Regions from separate parts of the Homo sapiens genome. Here all the other regions are linked to region 1. A link is a loop called in an ENCODE intact Hi-C map of the cell type or tissue named here. Cell type or tissue: dorsolateral prefrontal cortex. All regions are shown on one strand.

The links. Hi-C counts contacts between places; a loop is a spot of excess contacts. Peaks named below come from ENCODE experiments on the same cell type or tissue, not always from the same donor. Only the 100,000 strongest peaks of a DNase experiment are listed, where the experiment ranks them.
Region 2: it touches region 1 in a loop (4-fold over the local background); 89 of 110 quality-filtered maps call a loop at or near these places.
Region 3: it touches region 1 in a loop (2.8-fold over the local background); 25 of 110 quality-filtered maps call a loop at or near these places.
Region 4: a loop joins it to region 1, with 6 times the contacts of the local background. A loop is called at or near these places in 17 of 110 quality-filtered maps.
Region 5: it touches region 1 in a loop (2.6-fold over the local background); 2 of 110 quality-filtered maps call a loop at or near these places.

Annotation. Positions count from the first base shown.
Region 1 is chr7:139,497,869-139,502,868 of GRCh38, forward strand. It overlaps the pseudogene ST13P17. Among named protein-coding and RNA genes, the nearest start is that of KLRG2, 17 kb to the left of the region's middle. In dorsolateral prefrontal cortex, a CTCF peak has its summit at 2,300 (motif pointing right); a DNase peak (open chromatin) is centred at 2,293; H3K4me3 peaks cover 939 bases.
Region 2 is chr7:140,000,174-140,005,173 of GRCh38, forward strand. The region is part of intron 9 of TBXAS1 (thromboxane A synthase 1); the gene reads left to right. Among named protein-coding and RNA genes, the nearest start is that of PARP12, 60 kb to the right of the region's middle. RefSeq lists an enhancer at 2,450-2,509. In dorsolateral prefrontal cortex, CTCF peaks have their summits at 2,297 (motif pointing left), 2,497 and 3,905 (motif pointing left); a DNase peak (open chromatin) is centred at 2,298; H3K27ac peaks cover 645 bases.
Region 3 is chr7:139,627,270-139,632,269 of GRCh38, forward strand. It overlaps HIPK2 (homeodomain interacting protein kinase 2), which reads right to left. Exons shown (of 15, transcript NM_022740.5): 3 at 4,333-4,456; 4 at 3,896-4,015; 5 at 1,684-1,770. Among named protein-coding and RNA genes, the nearest start is that of CLEC2L, 110 kb to the left of the region's middle. In dorsolateral prefrontal cortex, a CTCF peak has its summit at 2,304 (motif pointing right); no DNase peak of the experiment used is centred here; H3K27ac peaks cover 1,783 bases.
Region 4 is chr7:139,567,679-139,572,678 of GRCh38, forward strand. It overlaps HIPK2 (homeodomain interacting protein kinase 2), which reads right to left. Exons shown (of 15, transcript NM_022740.5): 15 at 1-5,000. Among named protein-coding and RNA genes, the nearest start is that of CLEC2L, 46 kb to the left of the region's middle. RefSeq lists enhancers at 912-1,412, 1,413-1,913. In dorsolateral prefrontal cortex, CTCF peaks have their summits at 2,557 and 2,756; a DNase peak (open chromatin) is centred at 2,603; H3K27ac peaks cover 1,597 bases.
Region 5 is chr7:140,332,279-140,337,278 of GRCh38, forward strand. It overlaps SLC37A3 (solute carrier family 37 member 3), which reads right to left. Exons shown (of 15, transcript NM_207113.3): 15 at 1,474-3,226. The coding sequence ends at 3,134. Among named protein-coding and RNA genes, the nearest start is that of SLC37A3, 64 kb to the right of the region's middle. In dorsolateral prefrontal cortex, CTCF peaks have their summits at 2,625 and 2,824; a DNase peak (open chromatin) is centred at 2,613; H3K4me3 peaks cover 577 bases; H3K27ac peaks cover 2,157 bases.

The DNA of each region.
Region 1 (5,000 bases):
CAAACAAACAAAAAAACATCATGAGGGCGTCAGACAAGTGGAAATTGTCAGCCATCACTTAGCTCTGGCTGAAGTGAACAAAACCCTTCCGTAGATGTGACCGTCTTTTTTTTTTTTTTTTTGAGACAGAGTCTCACTCTGTTGCCCAGGCTGGAGTGCAGTGGCTCGATCTCTGCTAACTACAATCCCCGCCTCCCAGGTTCAAATGGTTCTCATGCCTCAGCCTCCTGAGCAGCTGCGATTACAGGTGTGTGCTACTACACCAGGCTAATTTTTTTTTTTTTTTTTTTTTTTTAGAGACGGGTTTTGCGAAGTTGCCCAGGCTAGTCGCGAGCTCCTGAGCTCAAGTGATGCGCCCACCTCAGCCTCCCAAAGTACTGGGATTACAGGCATGAGTCACTGCCTCCGATATATAGAAGTGATCTTCTAAGGGACAAATCTAACATCTCTAACGATCTTGGGACCAAGTCCATGGATCCACTGAGGTCCACCCTCCTCCCTAAGGGAATAGACACTCCTACTACTGAGTACCCATCAGAGACACCAGGCCCCCGAGGACAAAATCATTTGCCATTTTGTGATCACGGGGGCTCAGACTGCACTTTATAAATCCACATATATAACTCTGATGGGAATTTCAAGGCCCAGCTTGGGAGATCGACCATTGTCAAGTTTAAAGCTTTGCTTTCATTGCTAACAATTCTAGTTTCGTGATGAACCTTTTACACTTCAGGAAAAATCGGTTTATTATTTCACTTGTGGGTAATGGGAGTTTCTAGGGAAGTAGTTCCAAATTGGTTTGTATATAGATTCCTTGGAAACTCCAGTAAAAGTTGGGAACCCTCTCCCTAGTAAATACCTATACATTTCAGTTTCAGGGGGTCACAACCTGAAGCCCACTCATGAACAACAACATAAGGAGCCCTGGTTCCAGGCGGGAGCTCCACCAGCTGGCTTATTGATTCCACTGCATTTTTGCCCAGGACGCTTTCACAGGCCATGGGAGGGCTGTTTTCCACCTGATTCTTCAGAGCCCCAAACTGAGATGATGGGTGACTTTTATCCAGATTTAATACCAGAGTTAAATACCCTGACTCAGCCAGCATGACAGCTAGTCTGATCATTGCACTTGAGAATGGCACACTGTGATATTCAGGCAGAAAACTTTCACATGTCTGCAGGCAAAACACATCAACTAAAACAGGCATTGAAGCTATTGTCAGTTTTGAGAGATCTTCACAATGATGATGGAGAAAATGTATTTCAAAAGTTGAAGGGGTGACCTCGGCAAAGACTGTGACGACTCAGGTGCGCTGACCAGGCCCACCTGGCCTTCTGCAGACCCTCAGTTTCTCTGGCCACTAAGCTAACTCAGGGTCTGTTTTGGCCACCAAAACCTCCTTCCCCTTGGAAGTCTCTCCCCTGCCTGGATGCTTGCGGGTTTGCTGGGTGCAGAAGGTGCTTGCTTCTTGTGGCTGTGCCTGTGGGAAGGGTGGTGGGGGGCAAGGTAGTTCTGACTAGCTCGGAGGAGACTGTTCTGGGACCTAGGAGTTCTGCTCTCCCTGTCTTCAGGGTCTATAATGGAGGTGCCCTCAGGGAGGGCAGGGGGCAGGCCTCGTAGTCACTGGTGGAGCCCCCTCTGATATCCTTGTCTCCCTGAACAGTTTTCTTTTGTTTTTGTTTTTGAGACGGAATCTGGCTCTGTTGCCCAGGCTGGAGTGCAGTGGCGCGATCTCGGTTCACGGCAACCTCCACCTTCTGGGTTCAAACGATTCTCCTGCTTCAGCCTCCCAAGTAGTTGGTATTACAGGCGTGCACCATTAAACCGGGCTAATTTTTGTATTTTTAATAGAGACGAAGATTTGCCATGTTTGTCAGGCTGGTCTCGAACTCCTGGCCTTAAGTGATCTGCCCGCCTCGGCTTCCCAAAGTGCTGGGATTACAGGCGTGAGCCACCGCACCCGGCCCCATCTCTGAACACTTTTCCCACCTGCCAACAAAAGATGGGGTTTCCTAAGCCCGCAGGACTTCCAGACAAGTCTTCTGCTCTGGAGCCGCTGGGGGCTCAGTCAACATGATCCAGTGTTTGCATCAGACCAGCCTTCCTCTGGGGAGTCGGCCCCAGGACTCGTGTTGCGGAAGAGCCAAGGGCACCCAATGATGCTCCCCACCAGGGCCCGGATGAGGTGCACTGTGGGGCCGCGGAGCTCTCCTGCGCAGACCAAAAGCCCAGAGCCGCAGCGGTGGAAGGCTTCGCGTCCGAACGTAGCAGTGCTTCCTTGTTGTCACTAGAGGGCGACCGCGCGTAACAGGAAAGCAAAGCGAAGGGGGACCTCGCTCGCACCCAGGCTTGCAGAGGCAGCGTGGGGACGCGGACTTTTTCCAAGGCGGGGGCCTTGAGGCCAGAAAGGCAACGCAAGGCTGGAGAGAGCAGGAGACTCAGGAGGTGTGACTCCTAAGAGCAATTCCGGGCCGGGCGCAGTGGCTCACGCCTGTAATCCCAGCACTTTGGGAGGCCGAGGTGGGCGGATCACAAGGTCAGGAGATCGAGACCATCCTGGCTAACATAGTGAAACCCCGTCTCTACTAAAAATACAAAAAATTAGCCGGGCGTGGTGGCGGGCGCCTGTAGTCCCAGCTACTCGGGAGGCTGAGGCAGGAGAACGGCATGAACCTGGTAGGCGGAGCTTGCAGTGAGCCGAGATCGTGCCACTGCACTCCAGCCTGGGCGAAAAAGCGAGACTACGTCTCAAAAAAAAAAGCTATTCCGGCGGGGGGCGTTGGCTCACGCCTGTAATCCCAGCACTTTGGGATGCCCAGGTGGGCCTCGGCAGCGCGCGAGCGGCGATCCAAGGGCAGAACCAGAGTGGCTCTGTGTGCTCACAGCTTGTAAATTAAATAATAACTGAAATTACATAACACAACAACAACAACAACAACAATGTATGTTTGGGAGCTTGATGTGAATTCGCTCTGCCCTGCGAATGTGCCGGGCACAGGTTCCTGGGCGTCTGCTCAGGGTTCAAGGGTCGAGGCTCTCAGAGGCCATTGGTGTCACCTGTGGGTTAATAAACTGGGAAAGAATGAAGAATGGGATGGGGCTTCAGAAAGGCTGTAACCTGTTGTTTCCAAAGCCAAACCAGGGAAAATAAAGATTTAAAGGTGTCGTGTCCTTTGCAGCAACCTGGATGCAGCTGGAGGCCATTATCCTAAGTGAATTAATACAGGAACCGAAAACAAACCAAATATGCATTATTTCACTTTTTTTTGAGATGGAGTTTTGCTCTTGTTGCCCAGGCTGGAGTGCAATGGCGCCATCTTGGGTCACGGCAACCTCGGCCTCCCAGGTTCAAGTGATTCTCCTGCCTCAGCCTCCCAAGTAGCTGGGATTACAGGCACGCACCACCACGCCCGGCTAATTTTGTATTTTTAATAGAGACGGGGTTTCTCCATGTTGGTCAGGCTGGTCTCGAACTCCCGACCTCAGGTGATCCACCTGCCTCGGCCTCCCAAAGTGCTGGGATTACAGGCGTGAGCCACCGCACCTGGCCGGTTGCATCTTCTCACTTATAAGTGGGAGCTAGACATTGGGTAATTATGGACATAAAGATGGGAACAATAGACACTGGGGACTTCTAGATGGGGGAGGGAGAAGGGCAAGGGTTGAAAAACTATAGGGTACTGTGCTCAGCACTTGGGGGAAGGAACCATTTGTACTCCAAAGCTCGGCATCACATGATATGTCCAGCTTACACACCTGCACCTGTACCCCTTGAATCTAAAATAAAAGTTGGAAAAAAGATTTAAAGGTTGCATTTTTGCCCTAATCAAAATGAAAATACAGGGCCAGGCGCGGTGGCTCATGCCTGTAATCCCAGCCTTTGGAAGGCCGAGGCAGGTGGATCGCTTGAGGCCAGGAGTTCGAAACCAGCCTGGTCAACATGGTGAAATCCCATCTCTACTAAAAATACAAAAATTATTTGAACCTAGTGGCCCGCGCTTGTAATCCCAGCTACTCAAGAGGCTGAGGCAGGAGAATCACTTGAACCCAGGAGGCAGAGGTTGCAGTGAGCTGAGATCATACCGCTGCACTCCAGCCTGGGCGACAGAGTGAGACCTTGTCTCCAAAAAATAAATAAATAAATAAATAAAAGAACCAAAATGAAAATACAGTTTTAAAACTACAGGAAACAATGATTATTCATACAACTTTGGATACCTATTTAATTGGATCATAGAATGTGAGGAAAAGAAAAAAAGAACCCTGCTTTTATCCCCTAAAATGTGAATCAAGGTCTGGGCATATTTGAAAAGCAATCTGGAGATAGCTTTCTCTAGTCTTTACCTTACCTTCATTCGCAATCCATGTTCATGTGCATCATATAATGTCAGCCCTGAAATATCTCCATGAGGTCGATGGTGCCTCACTCTGTCCCATGGGGGCTGAATTCAGGTCTCAGGTCTGGACGAGGGAAAACGCCTAATAATAATTACCAAAAGTCGCCTTCTGCACGGTCACACCGAGCCAGCGCCTGGGCCTGGAACCGGGCCGCAGCCCCTCAGCCTTGCCCACCGCCTCCCGACCATGGACCCCCGCAAAGTGAACGAGCTTCGGGCCTTTGTGAAAACGTGTAAGCAGGATCCGAGCGTTCCGCACGCCGAGAAAATGCATTTCCTAAGGGAGAGGGTGGAGAGCATGGCGGGTAAAGTACCACCTGCTACTCAGAAAGCTAAATCAGAAGAAAATACCAAGGAAGAAAAACCTGATAGTAAGAAGGTGAAGGAAGACTTAAAGGCAGACTAACCATCAAGCGAGGAAAGTGATCTAGAAATTGATAATGAAGGTGTGGTTGAACCAGGCACTGATGCCCCTCAAGAAATGGGAGATGAGAATGCAGAGATAACAGAGGAGATGATGGATCAGGCAAATGAGAAAGTGGCTGCTATTGAAGCCCTAAATGATGGTGAACTGCAGACAGCCATTGACTTGTTCCCAGATG
Region 2 (5,000 bases), 500 kb after region 1:
AACCATCAGGTTAATCTATTGTATTTAAATGTATTTAAATATTGGGCCAGGCAGAGTGGCTCATGCCTGTGATCCCAGTACTTTAGGAGGCTGAGACTGGAGGATCACTGGAGTCCAGGAGTTCAACACAAGCCTGGGCAACATAGTGAGATGTCCCCGCATCTCTACAAACAAACAAAAAACAATTAGACAGGCATGGTGGCTTGCACCTGTAGTCCCAGTTACTCTGGCGGCTGAGGCAGGAGGATCGCTTGAGCCCAGGAGTTCAAGGCTGCAGTGAGCTATGACAGCACCACTGCACTGTAGCCTGGGCCACAGAGCAAGAAAATAAACAAACACATATTGGTTTCTAGATCCTAAACTATATGATGGAAAGACTAAGAGACCAAGAATCTTAGGAATAAAATTAGAAGTTACTGCCCATTGAAAATCAACTACATATGAAAAAGTCTCCCCCAAAATGAAGAAACTCTGGTTTGAGAATGTAAATCACTAGGTAAAGATTCTGTTTATTTTATTTCCATGTTTCCCAATATTTAATTTTCAACCCTCTAAGAGCAGTTATTTTATAAAATAAGTCCCAGCTGAAATGAATTTGATAGGATTTTAGAATTTCTTTCTCCCTTAACACATCCTATTAGCCTAGTTCAATAGAGAGAGCAGAGCGCCTCATGTTGAAATAAGCTTTCCCGCCACTGAATGTGTTCAAACAGAAATATCACCTGCTTAGGAGGTACTTTCCAGTTGCCAAAGACTTCCACCTTCATCTTCTTGTTCACTCTACTCTGCAAGATGGGTGGGACAGCATTACAGACGAGGGGTCCTGTAGATACTGTCCTGACGACTGGCCCAAGGCCATGGCTAAGGGTTACAGACCCGGAACAGAACCCTGCCCTTTGCCTCCCTTGTGGGACCCAAAGCCAGGCCAAGGTCAAGGGGAGGCGCTGCAGGGGGGGCTTCCTCATTGGGTGTGGACAGCAAAGGTTGATTTTGAGATTTCCCCCCAGCTCTAATTCTCAGTAATTTGGCCTTTGAAACAGGAGGCAGAGAGAACCCTGGGGGATGGCTTTTCATGTTATCTTTTGGAAACATAGAAGCTTCAGGTGCTTCCTGGCTTGAAATAAGAGAATATTCTGCTCAGTCCCCCACATTTTTGAGACACTCCAGGCCCAGCAGACCCACAGCACCCTCACTAGCTGTTGGTAACGTTGGTGCCTGGATGTACTGACAGAGGACCAGGTGTGCCAAGGGCCTGTCACCCAGGCTGTAGTGCAGTGGCACTATCTCGGCTCACCGCAACCTCTACCTCCCAGGCTCGAGCAATTTTCCTGCCTCAGCCTCCCAAGTAGCTGGGATTACAGGCGCCCACCACCATACCTGGCTATTTTTCTATTTTGAGTAGAGATGGGATTTCACCATGTTGCCCAGGTTGGTCTCGAACTCCTGGCCTCAAGTGACACCCCCTGCCTTGGCCTCCCAAAGTGCTGAGATTATGGGCGTGAGCCACCGTGACTGGCCGATAAGAATTCTTTTCTAAACATGACCACAATACCATTATCAACTAAAACCAAAATGAATGTTCATTCCTTGAGAGCATCAAATATCCTGTTGGATTCACAGTTCCCTGATTGATTCATATTTGTTTTAGGTTGGTTGCAGCAGCCTCTGAACAAGGCCATCCACTTTTCACTGGCTTATTCTCACTCATCCTAAAAATCTCAGCCTGGACATTGTCGCTTCCTCCTCACAGAGTCCCTGATCCCAAATGTGGGAGATGTGTGTCTCTCATCTGTTCTCCCATCTCACCCTTATCCACTTGTTTGCATCCTGATAGACTGGAAGCTCCGAGAGGCTAGGACATGTCCGTGCATTTTAAAGTTACGTCTCCCGGGCCTAGCACAGTGCCTGGTGAATCATGCTCGCCAATTCCATATGTATTCCTTGAATATGTAAATGAAGGATCTCCTAAACAGAACTGGTTTTGCATTCCTCGTAAGCACATTCGATAACACTTTACACATCCATGTCATGATTTGTTTAGGAATCGGTTTCCTCAATGGACAGAGCCTCCTTGGACCCCCAGCACCTGGTCCCGCACCTGACCCATCCAAGGTGCCCGCTGAGGAACTGCTGAATGAAAGAGGACTTATAATAAATTCTATGTTGAGACTTTGGGTTCACAGGCCTTCCTCTCTGGGCCTCATTTTTCTCCTCTCTGTCAAGGAAGGATGGCTGGGAGGATTTCCAAGGTCCTTTCCCGGGACGGGGAGTCCTCATTTAGCATGCGCTTGTTGCCCTCTGCTGGCAGAATTTGCTCAGGACCGTTCTGTCCCTGCTATTCCTGAAAGCTGCAGACAAAGCCAGCAACTGCTGGGTGGACCAGCCAGTGAGTGGGATAGGGACTTGAGTTTTGTTGTCTCGCTGGTTCGACTAAGACATGGAGGTGTGTGCGTCCTTCTGCCTCATCCGTTCATTCCTCAGGTGTGGAGAAGCGCTAGGGTAGGTCTCAGACAGACAGTCGGAAAGACCTATGCCCCTGAGTGCACATTAGGACAGCCAGGGGGCTAAAAAGGGAGAGCTGGTGCCCAGGCCCCACCTCAGACCAACACTGGGGAGTAGGGCCCAAGCATCCATCTATACTAAAACATATAAAAATCTGGCTGTTTCTGGCTGGGCGCGGTGGCTCACACCTGTAATCCCAGCACTTTGGGAGGCCGAGGCAGGCGGATTGCCTGAGGTCAGGAGTTCGAGACCAGCCTGACCAACACGGTGAAACCTCATCTCTACTGAAAATACAAAAATTAGCCGGGCGTGGTGGTGGGTGCCTGTAATCCCAGCTACTCGGGAGGCTGAGGCAGAAGAATTGCTTGAACCCAGGAGGCAGAGGTTGCAGTGAGCCGAGACCGGGCCATTGTACTCCAGCCTGGGCAACAAGAGCGAAACTCCGTCTCAAAAAAAAAAAAAAAAAAGCTGGCTGTTTCTAACATGCAGCCACATGGAGAACTGCTGAACCAAGATGGTCTTTACATACGTATCTTTTTGTTTGTTTGTCTGTTTGTTTGAGATGGAGTTTTGCTCTTGATGCCTAGGCTGTGATCTCAGCTCACTGCAACCTCCACCTCCCGGTTCAAGCGATTCTCCTGCCTCAGCCTCCAGGGTGGCTGGGGTTACAGGCACCCACCACCATGCCCAGCTAATTTTTTGTACTTTTAGTAGAGACAGGGTTTCATCATGTTGGCCAGGCTGGTCTTGAACTCCTCACCTCAGGTGATCCACCCACCTCGGCCTCCCAAAGTGCTGGGATTACAGGCGTGAGCCACCGCACCTGGCCTACATGTGCATCTTGATCTAAAAGCCTAGAAGCACAGTTAAAAAGAGAAAAGCCTATCTAGGGAAAGAGTAAAGACTTTGATTTTCTAATACAAAATTCGCTTAGCCTATCTTTAAAAATTTTCTTTCTTTGACAAACCGTGACAACTTACAAGCCATACAGTTTTCTTCGGGGAACCAACACCATTTACCCATTAGGGATGCTGCTTCCAGATCCAGTTTTTCTTTTTGAGATATAGTTCCCTATTTTTGTGTACCGCACCTCTGTTTCTTGTTTGATACATGCATATTCCTGCATTTGTTAAGATTCGTTTGGTTGCAGACAATGGAATTCAGAATGTTGCTAACTTCAGCTGCAAGTGAGAACTTGTTGGAAGGGACCAAGATGCCACCCACAGGGTTACCTGCCAGGAGCAGATGGCAACAGGAACTGGAACTCCATGGGGCACCGAGAAATGGTCTCTCTGTCCTTTGCTTCTGCTTTGTTGTATACATCTGATTCATTTCTTCTTTCTTGAGGCCAACTGCTGTTTTCTGCTCATTAATCCACAAGGCCGAATGTGGCCAACAATGGGTCTCCACTTCCCTGTGTTCAATCGCCACCTGCTGGAGAAAAACTTTTTTCTTTGTCCCAGATCGAAATTTCCAGACTGGCCCCTTTGGGCCAGTCAATCTTGGCCTGCAGGGCTGGCTACAGGATCTGTGAGGCCCAGTGAGAAATAAAAGCGTGGTAGCCTTTATTCCCAAAGCAGGGGGACGTGTCCATCGTGGTACTCAGCGAGCTTCTTTGTTTCTTCTGCAGTCTCTTTTTCGACTTGTCATGGTGCTTTTTATTTTCCATTTACTGTTGTTCTAAGTAAAGAAAACTCAATGTTAAATTATTAGCAAGCATTTTACCATTCATCTTTATATCAAACAATGCCAGTTTTAAATGTAAATTTCAGAGCGTTTAACTTATATGCAGAACCACTGAAATTACACAATTGGTGTTTGTGACTTGTTGGCCAGAAGAGACAAACACAAACCAAACTCATAAAGATTGGAAGCAGGAAGACAAGTTGCCTCCAGGTTTGCCCAACGGGGATGTTCTTTCAGGCCTGGACATACTGGATGAGCGGGGGGAGTCCAGACCCTTCCAGGCATCCAAGGGCCCTGTCAGCCACCAGACACATGCACTGAGACCCAGCCAGGGAGGCAGGATCTAGGGAAATTGGTCCAGCTGTCTCCCCTTTCCACAGCCTTCCCCAGCCAGCCACAGCAGACTAACCTCCAAGGATCTCTAAACCTCTGTGCTATGACACCCTCAGTACCTGGGCTAGGGGTGGGCAGAGGTTTGCCCCCATCGAGAAACAGCCTCCGGCCGGCCCCGCCACATACACTGTGTGCTGCCAGCCTAGGGCAGGGACGGCCACCACCATGCCAACCCGAGATGCTGCAGGGTGCATGCACCCTATCCTGGCCCTCTCTGTGCCTGTACCCAGGACCCTGTGAAGTGTGGACAGCAACAGTGGCCATAGGTCAGGGCAGAAAGGGGGAAGCCAGGTGGAGAGCACAGGCAGCTGAGAGCTGGTCGTGGGAGGCAGCCACAGGTGGAGCCATGCATAAGCCAGGCTTCCAAAGCACAGATTCAAAGATAAAGTTACGTCCGGGTGCAGTGGCTCACGCCTGTA
Region 3 (5,000 bases), 130 kb after region 1:
AAGCAGTACAAATAAGATACAAAAAAGTCTATGTATGTATGTATGTATGTATGTATGTATGTATGTATGCATGTATTTAACCTTTAGAGGGAAGTGGAAGGGCCTGAGTGTGCCCGTCCTCCACCTACAGCATATCATCCTTCTCATGGGTTCCCCAGTTAGGGCCAGAATTATTTTAGTCCCTGTGTTCAATGGAGTCACCTCTGGCCAAGACAGGCAGGATATCTGAACACAGGATTTTTCTTCCAAGGGTGAGTCTATACTAGGATCGACTTTAAAAGGCTTGTTTTGTGGTGATTTCTGTATTTTCCAGGACATGGTCTGGAAACCAATTTCAGTTTTCTCAGACAATCTAAGCTGCTAATCAACTGACAAGCACACTTTACTCAGAATCATGATTTTTGGTTATAGTCATCTACAGTAAGAGGGGTGCTAAGTGTTTACTGGTGTATAGCTTTGTTTCTCATTGCTTTAAAGAGAAAACTCACTTTGGGTTGCCCTGGTTTCAGACTAATTTTCACACTAAAAATAGCTGAAGTTCTAGAATTTTCTCTGGGGCACAAAGGTGAGAGCCTGCGGTCCCTGCCAGTGAGCTGAGACTGTGTAGCAGATTGAATTGTATCCCTCTAAAAGATATATTAAAGTCCCAGTCCCCAGTTGGTGTGAATGTGACCTTATTTGGAAATAGGGTCTTTGCAGATGTAATCAAATTGAGTTAAGATGAGGTCATACTCGATTAGGGTGGGCCCAGTGACAAGGCAAGGGAGATGTGGACACAGAGGCACAGAGGAGACACAGGACAAAAGCCATGTGAAGAAGGAAGCAGAGATTAGAGGGATGCAGCTACAAGTCAAAGAACGCTGAGGATTGCCAGAGCTGCCAGAAGCTGGGAGACAGACACGGATGCTCTTCCCCTATGGCCTTTACAGTGAACATGGGCCTGCTGAAGCCCAACTTCCAATTTCTGGCCTCCAGAACTGTGGGGGAATGAAAGTCTGTTGTCCTAAGCCATCCAGTTCATGGCACCTTCTAACGGCTGCCCCAGGAAACATACACACTAAATTATGGGCATTAAACCCATGGGTACTAATGGGCTGGAATTCTTCTCATGATAACATCAGGCAGATAGGCCAGTACTATATTACAACTGGGAACCAATACACTGGAATGATTGTTTTTTTGTTTTTTTTGAGATGGAGTTTTGATCTTGTTGTCCAGGCTGGAGTGCAGTGGTGTGATCTCGGCTCACTGCCTCCTGGGTTCAAGTGATTCTCCTGCCTCAGCCTCCCGAGTAGCTGAGATTACAGGTGCTCACCATCATGCCCAGCTAATTTTTGTATTTTTAGTAGAGACGGGGTTTCGCCATGTTGGCCAGGCTGGTCTTGAACTCCTGACCTAAGGTCATCCACTCGCCTTGGCCTCCCAAAGTGCTAGGATTACAGGCATGAGCCACCATGCCTGGCCAACTGGAACGATTTTAAAGGAGCTGGTATGAAGTTTTAAAAATGTTTCACACACCAAATGGTATTCTTACTAAGACTGGCTGTAACTATTTAAGGTCAAGGTCAACCACTGCAGTTGAATAATGTGGATTTCAACCCATTATCTTCTATTACTATTGCAGAAGTCTTGCTGCCCTTGGTTTTAAAGGGCTTACGTTGCATACTCACCCATGAAGCTTACCTGGGCCATATCATCTAAACAGTTGAAAATGTACTTTCTTGCTTCTTTTGACTTAATCCCTGTCTCTGCTTCATGGTCATCTGGTGTCTGTCAAGAGAGGCAAAAGCCAATTGGTAGCGTGACTTAGCTCCTCATCACTGGGACTCAAGCCTTGGAACTCCTGTGTCTCACAGAGGGTCTCTTTCCCACATTTCGGAAGAGATTTTGATTCTTCAATGACCTGCACACCTGCAATTCCCTTCTCTCTTCATCCACACCAACCCATCCCTCCTCCTTCCTATGCACACGTGTCAGGGGCTGGCTCCGGGTCAGGTATGGAGCAGTCTTGCTCCATACCACAGGCTGATCAAGGTATGCCACATCCTCGATCAGCTTACAGCCTTCTCTGAGTCTAAGGAATAAGGCAAGATTCCATTGTGGAAAAGCAAAGGGCTTTCCCATGCATTTTCCAATTTTATTTAATAAACCCTTATGCACATAGCTCTTGCTACGTGCCAGACATTGTTCTAAAGCACATTTATTCATTTAATAGTTTTGACAACCACATTAGGTAGCACAGTTACTATCCCCATTTTCCAGATGGGGAAACAGGAAGAGAAAGCTCCAGGCACTTGCCATGGTCACATGGCCAATAGGTGGCAGCTGGCCCCAGAGTTTGTGGCTGGGCTGCCCCTCTATTGGTGGCTGAGACACAGACCTACATTCCCCAAATGGCTGGAGATACTGCTGTTTCCAATTACTATGGATTTCTGTACTCATCCATGAGGTAATCCAGAGGTAATTCGTCTTCAAAATCTCACTCAAGGACAGCACACCTGGAGCGGCTTAAGTCCTGGGAACAGCTGGACATGTGGGACTGAGGCTCTTCAATAAAACACAACAGCAAACTCCAGCCTCACCCTCCTCCACCGGAGGACTCTTTTTACTGGACCTGACCTTGACACTCACCCTCACAGTTGCCAAATGCCAGGCCTCCCATCAATAGCCTGAGTGCTTGCTCAGTTCCCAAATCTCTTTTCTCAGTCTTTTGTGACTACTGGATATATATTATCTTTAAACCATATTAGGATTTGGCTGCAGATTCCATTAAAAAAACAAATCCAAAACAACAACAAAACAAACACCCACCCACCCTGCTGCAAAAAAAGAAATACCTAAAATGAAACATATTTAAGACTTTATTATTTTCTTTTTACCAGGAAAATACTTTGATTTTAATTGCTAGGCACAGATCAAAGTGAAAGCAAACTATGTTTCTGTTAAAGTGAAGCCCCTGCCCCCGGAGTTTCAGGTTTATGGTTACTTGTGTGAACCAGACACCTCCCTGGGCCTTAGGATATTCCCATGGGCTCACCAGGCAGCCTCCTTTGCCTGGAACCCCTCTCCCTAACCCCCATCACCCCAGCCGCCACCCCACACTTCTATACTGGGCAAACCCGCTTCATTCTTCCTTTTCTTTTTTTGAGACACAGTCTCACTCTGTCGCCCAGGCTGGAGTGCAGTGGCACAATCTCAGCTCACTGCAACCTCCGCCTCCCAGGTGCAAGTGATTCACGTGCCTCAGCTTCCTGAGTAGGTGGGATTACAGGAGCATGCCACCACGCCCAGCTAATTTTTATACTTTTAGTAGAGACGGGGTTTCACCATGTTGGCCAGGCTGGTCTCGAATTCATGACCTCAAGTGATCCACCCGCCTCAGCCTCCCGAAGTGCTGGGATTACAGGCGTGAGCCACCACGCTCCCTCTTCATTCTTTAGGGCCCAGTTCAAATGCTCCTCCTTGCCCCTCTGCTGCAGGCAGAATTAAATGCTCCTTCCTCTTGGCACCCACACCCATTCTTGACCAGGAACAGGGCCCTTACTACAGTGGGCGGGAGCTTGTGGCACATGGTCCTGTCTCCCTCTGGACTGCCAGCTCTCAAGGGCAGAGTGGGGTTCGTTTCTCTCCCTAGCACAAATCAGACAGTCATCAAGGCTTATCGGATTAAATCCTGGGAGTTCAGCAATCATAAGGTTGGACTCTCACAGGCGGCGATAGGCCAAGGGAAAGAGGGGCTTCTGAGCATTCAGATTCAGCCATACCATGTATTAACAACAGCACCCCCAGTGCCCTCATTTTGCTGACTGAATCAAAAGCTCCCCACTAATGGGTCTACGGCCCTCTTCCCTAAGCGCTGGGCCACTGTGAGGAGTGGAGGAGACGCTCTTCCTACCTTCAGTCTCCACAAAGGATATGGTGAGTCCGTGTCACGGTTGAAAAACCTAGTTGTCTTTGTCCCGGCGCTTAATAAATATTCAGCAGGCAAACCCTGTGTTTGTGAAATATACCGAATCTGCAAGAAAAGATAAGAATGAGGTCAGGGCTTTTCCTGTCACTATACATATGGTATACTAATGGCTCTGCTGGCTTTGAGAAAAATGAAAATGACAATTTTTGTAGGGAAAGAAGTTAACAAAAAAGAGAAAAAAGAAAAAGGGAAAAGAGAAAGGAATAAAGAAAAAATAGCAAGGTTAAGGGAAGCAAGGTTTGGGAGACAACGTGACATTCCACAGTCCCGCCCATTTGTCATGTAATCAATGAAATGCTAATCCAGGCTATTTTCCAGATGAAGAATGAGGTCTTGTGAATATCTGTGTCATCTGGACCCACCTGATCATACTCCGAAGCTCCTGGATATAACGGCCAACCCAGGAACAATTCTGCAATAACACAGCCCAGGGACCACATGTCAATTGCCTCACAAAATGGTAAACCAAGGATGATCTCAGGGGCCCTGAAAAGGAAGAATGGAAGAAACCATTAGCAAGTTGGAAATGCAGGAAGCTGTTTCTATATGAATACTATCTTTCAAACCTGGGGTGCCATTACTGACTCCTCCTCTGAAGGGCCTGTGGCTCTCAGGAGAGGCGCTGTGCTACAACAATCCTTCCATTCTTTGGCTTGGTCCCCTCCATTAGTGGAGGGCCCACTTGGAAGGTTGGCTGAGATGAAGGATAAGTCTGTGTGTTTAGAACACACCTACAGAGAACCACGTCTACTGACTTCATTACCTTCACACGCCAATCAGATGAGCTAACAACCATTTTAGAGATATTCTGAAGTTATCTTTTGTAGCTGAAAGTCTGGGAAACTAATCTTCAGAGAATGCCTGGTTTTTACAAAGGAGTTCTGAAACGCAGGTCTTCTATTTTCTTCTGTCTATCTAGAGATGGGAACTCACTATGTTGCCTAGGCTGGAGTGCAGTGGCTATTCACAGGCATGATCATAGCTCGCTATAGTCTTGAACTTCTGAACTCAAACAATCCTTCTGCCTCAG
Region 4 (5,000 bases), 70 kb after region 1:
GTCCCTGGGGCTGGAATGTCTTGTGGCCAAGTCACTCCTGCTGGCGCTGTGGAGTCCCAGGCTGGCCTGCAGAAGGAACCCTTACCTCTCCTCAATTCTCTCTGCTAGTTGAGAGCACCGAGCCATTTCCTTCTTTCCATTTTCTGTCCTAGGGTCTACTTGACAGGCCAACAAGAGTGGTGGTCCCACACCCCACCCTGCCCTCAGCATCAGACAAAGAGAACCTGGGACAAAAGCTGGGGCGAGCTGGGTCCCCACGTCGCTCTCTCAACCATGAGCCATCAGTAATACTTCCCGAAGCCTCCTCATCTCCTCCCTCCAGTTTCCAAGAAAGTTTGTTCCACTCACTCACACATGCTCACACGGCCTAAATCTTCCACCCCAAGCTTGTTCCAATATGAGTGTTTGCCATTCCCAAGGTCCAACCAAGGGAAATCGTTCTGTCAGCAGTTGGGCTAATCTCCCCTTCCCTTCCTGATGTCCATCCGTCTCACACGTTGGTGTCTGGGCGGGCTGAGTCTTCTAGGTTGAAGAGGACAAAGGTCAGCTGGCTCCCCCAGCCCGTGAACACCTCAGCCACCAGGAAGACTAGAAAGGCTAACAGTCCAGGAGATGAATGCCGCTTTGCTCCAACCCTTCTTTTTCCTCTGAATTCCACTGACCGCACGCTCCACTTCACAGTATTAACTGGCATCAAGCCTCGACTCTCCCACCCCTTGATCTGCTCACCCACTTCCCTTGGAAACATCCAAAACATCATGAAGAGGCCCTAAGCACAGAGACATGGGGGCCCACGTCCAGACGGGCCAGTCAGAACCCAGTGAGCAGAAGCAAATTGCCCTGCGGTTCACCAGGCTCCAGTTAAACACTCCTCCGTGACCTGACATTTCAAATCTTCCCCTCTTCCTCTGAACAATGTCTCTTCAAATGGGAAGGAGGGAGCCCACAAAAGACTAGAGGATGCTCTAGATGATTCGTGGGCTAAGTAAGGACTAGGTTGGCATCCCTCTGCTTGAGAGCTTGGTCCTAGTGACAGCAGCCTATTTGCTAAGGTGACTCAATGGCAGATTCGGCCAGGTATGCAATTGGGCATCCAGGGAGCTGGCCTCTCCTGCAGGGAGCTTCTCTTGGGGCTTCTGATGTGGCAGCTCCATGCATGGGGGTAGAGGAGGCCATTGGGTGAGGACTAGGAGAATGTGCACTAATGTTTGCTGAGCGTCTGTGGGGCTGGCATCGCCCAATACTTCCCTTCCCTTCCCTTCGGTGAAGCTGGCTATTTCACCCCTTTCTTCAACTGGGGCCTAGCACTTTGTGGGTCTGGGGACAGCGTGTGAGCACCCAGCGCACACAGCACAGTGCACTGAAGATGTGGCCGGAGCCCAGTGGGGATGCTTTCAGAGGGGGTGCAGCCTGTGATGCCTGAGCAGCCGCCCAGCTTTGTTCAGGGTTTCTCTGGCCTCCTGCTGTCCCTCCACCCACTTCCAGCTGGCTAGAATTGGGTGCTGGGGGCATGCATCACAGGGGGAGGGGGCAGGCTGAGGAACTGGGTGGTGTGGTGAAATTTCCTGGGGAAGGTACCACCTGCCAGTCACTCTTACGCCACCTCACTGTGCCCAGCAGCTTCTGGGAGGGGGCAAATGTCCCTGCATTGAAGAACCTAAGCCACGCCCCAGGTGCGCCGATGGCAAAAGGATGGATTGTGGGGAAGCGGATGGGGTCACCTCTGGGAGGGAATTTTCTTGCTTAAATACCAGAGGCAAGCCAAAGATTTAGTTAACAGATTTCAGAAGCACAGGAGAGCTCTGAGGATGTGGGAGAGAAGCTGGCTAAGGGCTGGACAGTCAGTGACTCGACATTCCCCGAGCCCATGAGATGCCACCTGACGTCGCATCCCAGGCCTCTGGGATCTAGAAAATGACAACCTTGATGGTGACCATGTTGTCAGAAGCCCAATCAAGGCTTTGATTCTTCTTTAAACTTTTGTTCTGTGGTGGATCTTTCTTGACGTCTCTTGTTGGGATAGAGATGACAGAAACAATTTTCCTACTTCCTAAGTCTTTCCTTTTTTTTTTTGCCTGACAAAACTGGACATCTGGATGTCCCTCCAGTCTACTTATATACTCACAGAGAGAATAAGTTTAAATATTAAAGAGAAAACACAAAGATACTTGGAATAAATGTGCATTTAAAACCCTGACTAAAATATCAACATAATGATCATAATTACAATGGTAATAAAAATAATTAGTACAATAATATTATCTTTATGAGCAGCATGGAAATTTCATTCCTGATCTGGAAGAATAAAAGGAAAGAAAATGTCAGGTGAAAGAGTAAGTAGCCTCCAACTTAAGCAGACAGAATAATTTTCTTTAAAATGAAAAGAACATTTTAAGCTGTCTTTCCCCCTAAAAGATCAGATCTAGAAAGGGCTGGAAATGAACTGTGCCCAGGAATCTGGGGGTGCTCTCCAGTAAGGCGAACTGAGGCTCATTTGCAGCCAAGACTTGGAACTCGGGATGAGACCTAATGGGCTATTGCTGCCATCTGGCTGCCAAAAAGTCCCTAATAGATGGATTTTCCAGGCTGACCCAGCTGTGGGGCGGGGGGGGGTCCTCTGGCTTCTGTGTCCTCTGAAGCGTTTGCTGCCCTCACCCTCTCTGAACTGACCATTGTCCTGCTGTCTCAGAGGGCTGCGCTTCCCCACCTCCAGATAAAGACAGTATTGATAATGGCCCGAGGGAAGGGAATCTCCTTGCTGCAGGCCTCTTGCCGGCACAGCCTCCAGCAGGCACTTGGCAAGACTGCCCGGCTGTGCCCAGCATGGAGCAGTCATGGTGTCCTTCCTTCTCGCTGAGGCCTGGACTAAGCTGTTTCCAGTTTGGGGACCTGTTTCTTTATAAGTAAGAATTTATGGTTGGGGTGGGGAAGTTTCCAGAGTTATTTCACAGCTAAGAGCTAAGTAACGACTTCGTTACTGAGTTAGGTTGGATATCACTACAAACACACCTTTCACAGTAGATCCTTGAGGGAGACTGCACAGTGAGGAAGTAAAGGGAGGGAGGATGAGGATGGGGCCGCTGACTCGGGAAAGATCTCTTTGCACCTTGGAAACCTGCCTGTGGGGTCAGCTAAAGACTCAACATCAGAAGCAAACAATTAGAACCACCCTTTTCGGCCCCATCCTTGGCCAGATTCTCCTGCCATTCACATTCACATATTTCAGAGTTATTTACTATGAAGAGAGGGAACTCCCCACTTCTCCACACCTCCATCCCCAGAAGTGTCCAAAGCCTGAGAAAACTTCCAGAATGTATCAAAGGTGCAAAGAGGGCAAAGGGCAGATTTCTTTGGAAATTCAACTGTGTGAGTTTTTCCAAAGTGCAGCGTCAGACCCCCGGCCACCCTCATAAGTGTCCCTCCAACCTTCTGCCCACTAGAACCCTCAGAAACCAAAACCAAAATCATGTCTTGAGCAGACCTGGGTAATGTGAGGAGAGAATTCAACAGCAAACAGAGGTTGGTGGTTGTCTACAGAGGGAGGGATCTGGCAAGATCGTTAGAGCAAAACAGCCCAGGGAGCCGGAGGAGAGAGTGGAGCCCCGGGCGAGGCTGAGAGCTCCAGGCTCTCGTGGAGGCGGGAGGGACTGGGGGATGCCGCCTGGGGCGGGAGACGGCTGCCTGGCGAGGCCAACAGTCCGGAAACCTCTGGCCTCACAAATGGCGGAACTGGGGACAGAGTGGGGCAGGGGTGAAGGGTGGGGAGTCTCTCTGGGCCTCCGCCCACAAATTACAACTCAACTACTGCCACAACTCAACTCCCGCCGTCCCCATCTCCAGACGCACCCGCCGGGCATCTGTCTCCCATATTTCTTTCGAGATCCACGGACTCTCTCCTAGCTCCTGCTGGCTTCCCTGGCATCCTTCCGCTAGCAAACAGCCCAGGAAAGACAACGGGCATTAACATTTTAAAAAGAAAAAGAAAAAGAAAAAAAAAAGGCCAGCGTAAACTGTTACAACAGCACAACAGAAGAGCTGAGATTGTGTCTGACTAGCCTCAGTTTCTTGGAGTACCAGTGGAAGTAAACCCTCACGCCGCGTCTGTCGCTCGGTAAGGCACTAGGAGGGAAGGATGCAGTGTCAAGACTGCGCCAGCTAGGGTGGCGGCGCCGAGGGCCACGCGGGGAGGGCGGCGCGTGCACACCCACACGTGCTCGCTCACCCGCACACCTGCACCGCCACATTGGTTACATGCCTATGTTATATCGCTTTTTTTTGTGCAATTACATTGAGGAATATTCTATTGGTATCATTGGAGTTGAACACAAGGTAGGAGACAAGGGTGCTGAGTGCTACATTCTACTAGGGTGTCTGTGACGACCGCTAGCCCTACGCTACGCGACTAGGGGTGGATTCAAAGAGAAAATACATTTTCAGAAAAGAAAAAAACCTAAAGTTTGCAACACACATTATTAATGACATTTGAGAAACAACGTTGCTTAGGGATTTATCCAGAGTGCTCAGAAAAAGAAAACTCGCCCCGCGCCCCCGGGGGCCTTCCAGCAGCCTGGCCGTCCCCCGTCTTTCCTGACTAGGGAGCCCGGACTGGGCTTCGCCAATCCCACACCAGCTCCAAACATCAGCCTCCTCAGGCTGCAGCCCGACATTCTGGAGGGCTGTTGACCCTTTCGAGTTCTGGAAAAATCCCTAAATCTTATGTTCAATTAATTAAAAATCTATTTGATTTCCATATCAGGTGTCCCTGACAGCAGTCTTCCGTATCACTTGCTGCCATATGAAAATAATCTTTGAAAAGTTCATAAAGTTCTTCAAAAACTGGGGCCCCCCGTTTCTGGAATCTTCCTGTTGCTCTCTTCTCCTTTCCAGTTTGGCGTAGAATGGGTTCTTGAGCTGGGTTTTTTGTTATTGACTTTTTTTTTTTCCTTTTTCTTTTTTAAAATAAAAACCATAGATTTCCCACCCTCTTTAATCCCTTCCTT
Region 5 (5,000 bases), 830 kb after region 1:
GCAGCTCCTCCAATACTGCTGCAGGAATGCTGACTGTGGCACTCTGGTTCCTCGGGAACCAGGAAAGGACAGAATAAGCAGGAGTAGGGAGAGACATTTCCTCCTTTGAAACTGTAAGAAAAAAAAAAACCACCTTCTGAAAAGAAAAGGCAGACCGCAGCATTTTATTTCAACCTAGCGAGCATCGACGATCTGGCTGTGAGGAAAGGATGCATTTTCAAATTAGCTTTCACTATGGTTTTCTCTTCCCTTCTCAAGGGAGAAGATATTAAGAAGAAAATAAAGTGAACTCTTAGATGTTCATCAAAGTTAAATCCTGGCTGGGCACGGTGGCTCACATCTGTAATCCCAGCAATTTGGGAGACCAAGGCAGGTGGATCACTTGAGGAGTTACAGACCAGACTGGTCAACATGGCGAAGCCCCATCTCTACTAAAAATACAAAAATTAGCTGGGCGTGGTGGCGTGTGCCCGTAGTAGTCCCAGCTACTTGGGAGGCTGAGGCAGGAGAATCGCTTGAACCCGGGAGGTGGAGGTTGCAGTGAGCCAAGATTGCACCAGTGCACTCCAGCCTGGGCAAGAGTGAGACTCCATCTCAAAAAAAAAAAAAAAAAAAAAGTTAAATCCTGTGCAGACTGGCAGAACTAGAATAAGGGAATATATCCTTATTTCATGTTGTCCAGTGCTGAGCATTGATTTGTAATTTCATTTTACGCAGGCCCAGTGGCTCATGCCTGTTATCCCAGTACTTGGGGAGGCCAAGGTGGGAGGATCGCTTCAGCCCAGGAGTTTGAGACCAGCCTGGGTAACAGTGAGACTTCGTCTCTACAGAAAATAAAAAGACTAAAAATAATTAGCCAGGCATGGTGGCGCACGGTCCATCTACTTGGGAGGCTAGTCCCAGCTCCTTGGGAGCTGAGGCGGGAGGATCGCTTTTGACTTCAGGAGGTCAAGGGTGCAGTGAGCCATGATCGTGCCACTGTACTCCAGTGTGGGTGACAGAGCGAGACTTTTGTCTCAAAAAAATTTTTTTAAATGGTTTCATTTCAGTACAGCTCGGGGGCCATAGAAAGGTCAGGGGAACAGTCACCGATCTAAGGTTCAACTGGGTAAGAAAACATTGGCTGGCGTGGGGACACAAAGATGAGACCACACCCACAGTGCAGCCGGAAAGGAAACTCTGAGCCAAACGCCAGCCAAGAGGTTCAATGAGAAAACAGACGGCCCTTAACTTACAACCGGGCAATTCATCCAAACCGAGCACAGTCTTCCACAGTGGGAAAGGGCAAGTTTTCACAGAACAGATGGAAATGAAGCCACCCCAGCACCTCAGGTGAGGGAGCACGTGACCCAGCAATGCTGTGGGTCAGCGTGGGCTCACCCGGGAGCGCTCAGTATCAGGAAACATGAGGGCACCGATCACATTCTAAATCTCAGTGCTCATGGTATATAGATTTAAGTAACGAAATGGAGATTCATTATAAAAGTCAGTTTATTTTCCCTTTCTGTGTTTCGTATTTTCCCTTTTTGTCAGTAAATGAGCAATACACTGATTGGAAATCTGCATGATTAAATAACATTAACAAGTTCATAAACACACCCCATATCAGAGTATAAAGCAAGAGGTTGAAAAATATCCCCTAACCGAATGCAAATTAGGTATCCCTCAAAATTGCACATTCTCCTCCTAGTTTGCTTGCATAATTTAAAATATGTATATACAGAATGATCTTAAAATATTGATAACTAGTATGGAATTCACAGCCCTGAAGATATATATACTCTACATTTTTCTAAAGAACGGACACCCCTCAGGCCCTAGTAATCCATTCATGTGATTCAATGTCATGTACAGACAGTCCTCAGCTTCTGATTTTTGGACTTTACAATGGTGTGAAATGGTTGCAATTTCAACATAATGTACAATATTCAATAAATTACATGATATATTCAACACTCGATTATAAAATAGAGTTTGTGTTAGATGATTCTGCCCAACTGTGGGCAATTCTAAGTGTTCTGAGTACATTTAGGGTGGACGAGGCTAAGCTGTGGTGTCCAGTCAGGGGTATTAAATGCATTTGACTTCCAATGGGTTTACTGGGACATAACCCCATCATAAGTCAAAGAGCATCTGTACTTGACACTTACTAGAAGAAAAGGTCTTTCCCTTTTCTCTAATTCTAGTCTTCTGCTGAGGTAACTCCAGGAAGCTGCTTGTGCCAGAGATCAATCCTCTAAAAATAGACTAAGCAGATTAGCTTCCTAGAGGATCCTAAGTTCCCAGACAACAAATCTGGGATGGAGTGCTTCGGCTGTGAGTTACACGTCGGAATGTTCAAGATAAATGATGTACCTTATGGTCCTTTACACGTCAGAATGTTCAAGATAACTGATGTACCTTATGGTCCTTGAAAGGAAGACTCAATACTTCCAGGAGTCAAAGTTAATTTGAATGAAAATGGAAGAGAACAAGTTGACAATAATTTGAAGCAATTCATGCTTCTAGGGCTGAATGACGTTTAGATCAGACACAGAGTGACTGAGCCAATCAACAGGCATGTAGTGTGATCTTTCCCACCACAGTGAACAGAGGGATTCTTTGTCCAAGGCAGGCTTGCAGCTCGGTCCAGCTTGAGCATTTGATCAGGATTTGATGCTTCAAAGATGACCCACTCTCTGTAAACTCATTACCAAAGCAAAATGCAATGATCTCTTCCATTTGTGGAACATACCACCAACACAAACCACGCGTGGCTTTGCCTCCTGTTCACTCCATTTTCAAGGCTAGAGAAAGTTCAAGTCCAAAACAACAGTTAAGGTTAAAACGCTAAACCTCAATAGGCCAAACAAAGACGCGGGCAGAGTCAGAGGTCAAAGATGCTGGCAGAGTCAGAAGTCACTCGGCACATTCATGAAACAACAGCAAAAATCATCAACAGTAATTCCTGTAGTGTAGAAAACTAGTGCAGCCTTCACTGCTGGTCAGCATCTCAGGTGGCTGGCAGTGTTGAGAGACGCCTGACAATCCAAGATCAGGCTGGAGCTCCTAGACAAACCCAAATTAGGGCAGACTCGAAGCCCCAGCGGTCCTGATGTGGCTGACATTGTTCTTTCTGTCTCGCGGGCACCGGTCACTCCCTCAATATGTGAGCCTGTCTCCTTAGCACGAGAGAGAATATTTCCCTCACTATTAATGGCGAGATAAACACAATTGTACAACTTGTCTGTAAAGAGAAAATAGTATTAAATATGCAGCAACAGTTTACTTCTGTTAGAGTGTCATGTTTTGAACATAATAATGGATTTGGACAATTACATTCATTTTGACTTCATACAAAGATAATGTTTAATCTTCAATGAATTAGAAAATGATTTTGAAAATTATGGCTAATATTACAAAACACTCAACATCACATTTCAGTTCCCAAAAAAAGAACAATACATACAAATAATTTGCCATAGGCGGAGCAGAGAACTGAGACCAGAGGCTCAGATGAACAACAGTGATCCTTATAATAGATAAAAGTTTTCTTTCTACTACAGTTCCTAGTATGATCACATCAGAAAGTTCATCACAAGATACTTCCCTCTACTTAGCATGGATGTCAGAAATGGAACACAAGTTACATGGGCCCAGTCTTTAGAAGCTAGATGGGAATTAGATGAAAGCTCCAAGGTATTCCTGGAGCTGGACTATCCTGGGGCTCCTTGACCACAGCAAGAGGACAGCTGCCTGGAGTACGGGTGGTGGAAGCTGCCTTCAATTACAGTGCCCTGGATTTGGGGACAGGATACTGAATGCGTCCCTGGTGCCTTCCAGACTCTCTCAGGTAGACCTGTCTTGAGCACTGTCCCACAATAACGTGCCTGAGTATGTCACAGCTCATAACAGAGAGCAATATTTTAAAAGCACAAAGCCTCAGGAGTTTGAGACCAGCCTGGGCAACATGGTGAAACCACCTCTAGGAAAAATTCAAAAAGTTACCAGGCATGGTGGCACACACCTATAGTCCCAGGTAATCAGGAGGCTGAGGTGGGAGGACCCCCTGAGCCCAAGATCACCTGAGCCCAGGAGGTCAAGGCTGTAGTGAGCTGTGATCGTGCCACTGCACTCCAGCCTGGGTGACAGAATGAGACCTGTCTCAAAAAAATAAATAAATAAAAATAAACAAGGCCTTACTCTGTATTGGCTATTTCCAAGAAAGTAGAGAATCCCAGCCAAGAATGTCTAGGGCATCATAAATATTTCCTCAAGAAACTATCAACATTTTAGAACCGGGAAACATGACAGTGTTGATTACAGCAATGCTTCTCTTTTAACTCAAGTGTTGCTTGGTATACATTGTAATTTACTTCAGAATTCCTATATTATATTCAGCAGATAGAGGGTAGCCTAGAAGAGTATACTGATTAGGGGCTGGTGATACTTTAAATAAGTCTCTTCTTGTTTTTCTGAAATCATAAATGGCAATATTCATTAGACTCAGGTCAAGAGCAAACTGAGAGCCTTTTTCTTCCTCACAAAGAAGAATGTGAAGTCAGGCGCAGTGGCTCCTGCCTGTAATCCCAGCACTTTGGGAGGCCGAGTCGGGTGGATCACCTGAGGTCAGAAGTTCAAGACCAGCCTGGCCAATATGGTGAAACCCCATCTCTACTAAAAATACAAAAATTAGCCGGGTGTGGTGGCAGGCGCCTGTAATCCCAGCTACTCGGGAGGCTGAGGTGGGAGAATCGCTTGAACCCGGGAGGCAGAGGCTGCAGTGAGCCAAGATCACGCCACCACACTTCAGCCTGGGCAACAGAGCGAGACTCTGCCTCAAAAAAAAAAAAAAAAAAAAAGAAGAAGAAGAAGAAGAAGATGTCTTTTAGACTAATAAAATGTTACTTTTCACAAAGGAGCCTTTAAAAGCAATCAACAGTTTTGCTGAAGTGACTTAAGTAAGTGCTTTGAACTTAATTAACAGAAAAATGACTTTTTTTTTTTTAAAGGGGCACACA